Regions from separate parts of the Homo sapiens genome. Here region 1 is linked to region 2. The links are chromatin contacts, found by Hi-C or POLR2A ChIA-PET in ENCODE. All regions are on one chromosome and are shown on one strand. The core of a region is the stretch at or near the end of the contact, and the rest is flanking DNA. Distances in the headings are between cores, read along the strand shown. Region 1 overlaps ELMO1 (engulfment and cell motility 1). Region 2 overlaps ELMO1 (engulfment and cell motility 1).

Region 1 (2,700 bases), core at 119-2,618, 73 kb after region 2:
AGAGACAATAAAAACATCGGTAGTTGCCAGCAATATGCAGTGAGAGAGGGATGCATTTGTGGACTGCAGGGGATTTTTAGGACAGTAAAATTCTTTTGTATGACAGAATAATGGTGGATAAACGGCATTATGCATTCGTTCAATCTCATAGAACTGTAAAAAACAAAAAGTAAACCCTAAGGCAAACTATGAACTTCAATGAATAATAATGTATCAATATTGGCTCATTGCTTGTAACAAATGTTAATAAGAGGGAAGCCCTGCTGGGGAAAGAGAGGATATGGAAACTGTACTTTGTGCCCAATTTTTCTGTAAACCTAAAATTTCTCTTAGAAAAAAATTGATTAATTTTTAAAATATTTATTAATTTTAAAAATAGTAACTTCAAAAAATTGTGTCAAGTCTGTAAGTGAATTTTACATTGGTAAAGAACATTGAATACCACAATAAACATATACAGTAGCATTGGATTTTATATCCACACTATATTTGTAACCTTGTGTTCCCCATACTAAAGAAATAGCTATCATGCAGCAAGGGTTCAATAAAATAATGCTTGTGAAACTGCTCTGAAAGCAATAGAAAGCCTGGCAGAGGTTTAATTCTAATCACAACCGGTTACACAATAGATATACATAATGAAGTTGAAACCCCCAGGAAGAATCTGGGCAGTCTGGCTACCTGATTGTGCATCACTGTCTAAGACACATTGGAAAAAAGATGACAAAGAACTCAGATAAGCCCCTACGCTCTGTCTTTCCAATGCATTTCAACGAGATTCTGCTGTTGGTAGGAAGTGGAAAAAATAACCGCAGAGCAACATTGGCACTACTGTGTACACTGCAGCGTTAGTCACAATAGCCAGGAGGGAGAAGCAGTCTAAATATTCATTAATAGATGAAGGGATAAAGAAACGGTAGGAATATACATGCAATGGAATATTATTCAGCCTAAAGCAGAAGGAGATCTTGTCATGTGCTACAACTCAGATAAACTTTGAGGACATGATGCTAAGTGAGGTAAGCCGGCCACAAAAAGACCCATGCTGCATGGTTATACTTCTAGGGATTATTTAAAGTAGTCAACCTCTTAGAAACATAAAATACAGTGGTAGTTGCCAGGGGCTGGGGAGAAGGGAAAGGGGAAGTCGTTTTTCAGTGGGTATAGATTTCCAGTCACTCACAATGAAAAAGCTCTAGAGATCTGCTGCGTAAGAATGTGCATATAGTTTATGCTATTGTGCTGTATACTTCAAATGGTGAAGTTGTAAATTTTGTGTTGCTTTTTACCACATGCAAAAAAATTGTTTTAATAAAATAACAGCCCTGAGCATGACTTTCACAGAATAATCTGGAAGTTTAAACATTGTTTACACATCGGGCCATGGCACCGAAAGCCTAAGTGAAACTCTGAAACAACGGAAAGCACAGAGTTCAGAACAAACTCAGCACAATATCAGCAGAAAGGTGATCCGGAAGCTGACACACAGCAGAGTTTTGCAAGTGAAAAAAAAAAAAAAGTGAACAAAATTCCTAAAACCTACTGGATGCCAAAAGTTCGTGGGTAGCTTTTTAGGTTCTGACCTTACTTTGAACTAATGCTGACATCTATTAAATAACTTCCCTTAACTAGTGATAATAATGAAGAGAGCTATCATTAACGGGTCACTAGTTTTATGCTGATTTATATGTATCATTTCATCGACTCCTCTTAGCAACTTTATATGGCAAGTGTCCTGGCTGTGTACTGCTGTGTAACAAACTATCTCCAGACTTACTGGCTTCACACAACAACAATCACTTCATTTTTCTCATGAAACTACCATTTGGGCAGGGTTGGGTAAGTATGGTTTGTCTATGCTCCATGCACAGTCAGCCAGGGCAACTCAACTGGGGCTTGCTGGGGGATCCACTTGTAAGATGGTCACTCATATGGCTGGAAAGTTGAGGCTAATTGTTAGATGGGAACTCAGCCAGGCCCGTGGGCCAGAGGCCTCAATTCCTCCCACTTGGGACTCTCCACGGGCTGTTTGGGCTTCTTCACAGCATGGTGGCTGGGTTCCAAGAGCTACACTGCAGAGCAAGATGGAGGTGAATAACATTTTTATGATGTAGCCTTGCAAGCCATATAGTATCACTTCTGCTATGCTCTGTTGGTCAAAGCTGTCACAACATTCCACTCAAGATCAAATGGAAGGAACATAAACCCTATTGCTAGATGGCAGGAGTTTCACAGGGATATTGTAAGATCATGTATGATAAAAGATACTGGCATGACCATTTTGGACAATACAATCTACCACAGTAAATATTATCATTATAATCCCCATTTTGCAAGCAGGAAAACTGAATCTTGAAAAGGTAATTATCTCCCTCCTTCCCGCAAAGTCACATAGCTATTAAGCAACGAAGCCAGGATCCAAAACCAGATATATCTGACTCCCAAGTCAGAACCCTTAACTACTATGACTATTTTGCTTCCGACTTCCTTTACAATTCCTGCTGTAATTGCTCTAGCTCAGAGAGTCTCTAACTTCTTTGCATAGGCAGGATTATTTTATGTAATTGACATGAAAAAAAATGAACTCCCCAGTACTATTGCAGTTTGGTGACTGACACATAGAAAGCTCCCTAAAGTTTTGCTAAATTAGATGTGTCTTCTCTCCTCTACTAAAGTATAATCTCCTTGAAAGAAAAAAAC
Region 2 (2,700 bases), core at 151-2,650:
CACAGTAACGGAGATCAATGTGATGAACCAAAGGATACAAATGTATGTAAGCCACTGGCTGACCTCCAAGAGCTTATAATCTATTTCAAGAGAAGTGAGCATGAAAAAAGAAAAATGTAAATTACGTTACGTGTGAAATATATTAACTGCAAATAAAAGCTACAGGCAAAGAAAATGATATAAGAAATTAGAAAACTGGAGAAAAGACTGCATTATAATGCGATCAGAAAAGGTTTGAGTACAAAGGAGGCTCTCTGCAGTGCTTAGCAAAGCCAGGATTTAAAGCAGTAGAGAGCTGGGAGAAGGCAGGGGGCATTCAAGGTGGCATACTTTTAGAAGGAAACGGCAAGAGATGAAAAAAGACCATGAATGTGCGGGAACAAGCGTCTAAAGGAGCAGCTTCTATAAAACAGAGGGGTACCTGGGAATCACATACAGTGCCTGCAGACACTACCTTGGCCCAGGGACAATGCTTATGAAAAATATGGAAGGATGCAAAGCCACCCTAAAGAATCTGACTGAAGTCTCAGGAATACCAGAAAGCTCAAGAATCATCCATGTCTATTTTTTTAAACTGATAAACTTTTTTCAAACAAAATCTTTCCCCAAATCATACGCAAATGAAAATGGGACAATACAAAGGTGCTGCAGCAGGAGTGAGCGAGGGGTGCCCGGAAGCCCTCGGCAGCCACCCCTCTGCCCCAAGCCATTTGAGAAGCAGAACTAAGGTTGAAAACTATGTATCTCTTCCCATTGCCCTTTTTGGGCCTGAATATGCTCAGAACATCTTCTCCAAGCATTTGTCTGATGCACACTTGGTAGAGATGATGGATCCCCTCGCCTGATGAGATGGCCCGTGCTGGCTTTTCTTGGGTGAAGGTGAAATGTGTCTCCTAGCACAAATAGGATGGAGTTCCTACACTTGGGCCATAAAGAACGCATCTAGGCAGGGCACTGTGGTGGTTCATGGACTGTAATCCCAGCACTTTGGGAGGCTGAGGTGGGAGGATCGCTTAAGTCCAGGAGTTTGAGACCAGCCTGGGCAACATGGCAAAACCCCATCACTACTAAAAATACAAAGACTAGCTGGTCATGGTGGTGCACACCTGTAATCTCAGCTACTCGAGAGGCTGAGGCAGGAGGATATCTTGAGCCCAGAATTAGAGGTTGCAGTGAGCTTTGATTGAGCCTTTGTACTCCAGCCTGGGTGACACAGTGAGACCCTGCGTCAAGGAAAAAAAAAAAGAACATATCTAATGGTCCCCCCTCTACATGATATAACCTCAAAAAGTTGGTAATACCTGTGAGACTCCTTTCTTCAGGTTAACATATGGGCAGTTTCACTAACCATTTGTCTCGTCTGTAGACAACTGAAGTTAGAGAGGGGAACCATATATCCACCCAACAGAGAAATGAAACTAGTGGTTAGCTGGCAGGCTATGCCGGTGATGGGAACTGTTGTTATGTATGTAGGCAGAGGTGAAACTTTAACGTCATGAGCGAACATGGACTCTAAGACAAAGAGTGTCGACAGTGAACACACAGACCAGAGGGCTTAGCACTGAGGTTGGAACTGATCTAGAAAGAAGAGGAACCAGGAAGGAAACAATCCCAGATGAATCAAACAGGGAGGAAGAATCTCAGGCACTGAAGCTAGAGGAAGGAAGGGAGAGTTTCAAGAAGATGAGAATGGGCAGCTTTGCCGAGCGTAACCGAGAGGGTGAGGACAACCAAGGCAGAGGTGCCACCAAAAAGGGGAGCCCTGTAGAGAGGTAAATTGTTGTTCATGCAAATATTAAAATAAGCATGGAACAACATAGATGGCATATACTGGTAACATTTAAATAAGCCTGGAATGGAAAAACAGAATAAAATACTACCAAAAGAGAGTTACTAGGTCAAGGGGAGGATTTTCCAAGGTGAAAACAGAAGAGTTCACTGTTGAAGACAGAGAAGAAGAAAAGAATAAGAGAAGAGAACATGGCTGGGACAAAGCCCCAGGTAGGGTAGAAAGGATGGGCTAATATCATTTGACCCCGCAATCTCATTACTGGGTATATACCCAGAGGATTATAAATCATGCTGCTTTAAAGACACATGCACACGTATGTTTATTGCGGCACTATTCACAATAGCAAAGACTTGGAACCAAGCCAAATGTCCAACAATGATAGACTGGATTAAGAAAATGTGGCACATATACACCATGGAATACTATGCAGCCATAAAAAATGATGAGTTCATGTCCTTTGGATCCATTCTCAGCAAACTATCGCAGGGACAGAAAACCAAACACTGCATGTTCTCACTCATAGGTGGGAATTGAACAATGAGAACACATGGACACAGGAAGGGGAACATCACACACCGGGGCCTCTTGTGGGGTAAGGGAAGGGGGGAGGGATAGCATTAGGCGATATACCTAATGTTAAATGACGAGTTAATGGGTGCAGCACACTAACAAGGCACATGTATACATATGTAACTAACCCGCACGTTGTGCACATGTACCCTAAAACTTAAAGTATAAAAAAAAAAAAAAAAAAACACCTATGTGGAGCATTGGGGGTTGGGATAAGCTGAAAGCACTGGAAACAAATTGGGACCACCTCTTCCCTTCTCTGCTAGCAGTAGAAAAAGCAAAACAAAACAGGAAGGCAGGAGATAAAGGCATCAGGTAGTCTGTGATGCCATGCAAAT

The links. A loop is a pair of places that touch in the nucleus more often than their neighbours do. ChIA-PET counts read pairs that join two places held with the same protein, here RNA polymerase II (POLR2A). Pooled maps may share reads with other maps.
Region 1: a loop to region 2 is called in a pooled map, with 6 times the contacts of the local background. The contact joins two enhancer-like sites. A Hi-C loop is called at or near these places in 10 of 50 pooled maps. POLR2A ChIA-PET finds 5 or more read pairs at or near these places in 6 of 52 experiments (activated CD4-positive, alpha-beta T cell, activated CD8-positive, alpha-beta T cell, activated T-cell and 2 more).

What each region holds. Positions count from the first base shown.
Region 1 is chr7:37,407,628-37,410,327 of GRCh38, forward strand. The region is part of intron 1 of ELMO1 (engulfment and cell motility 1); the gene reads right to left. Among named protein-coding and RNA genes, the nearest start is that of ELMO1, 40 kb to the right of the region's middle. Within about 2 kb of position 1,369, at least 4 of the 41 ENCODE cell types and tissues checked have a DNase peak (open chromatin) inside an H3K27ac peak, as active enhancers do.
Region 2 is chr7:37,334,996-37,337,695 of GRCh38, forward strand. All of the region lies in intron 2 of ELMO1 (engulfment and cell motility 1), which reads right to left. Among named protein-coding and RNA genes, the nearest start is that of ELMO1, 110 kb to the right of the region's middle. Within about 2 kb of position 1,401, at least 7 of the 41 ENCODE cell types and tissues checked have a DNase peak (open chromatin) inside an H3K27ac peak, as active enhancers do.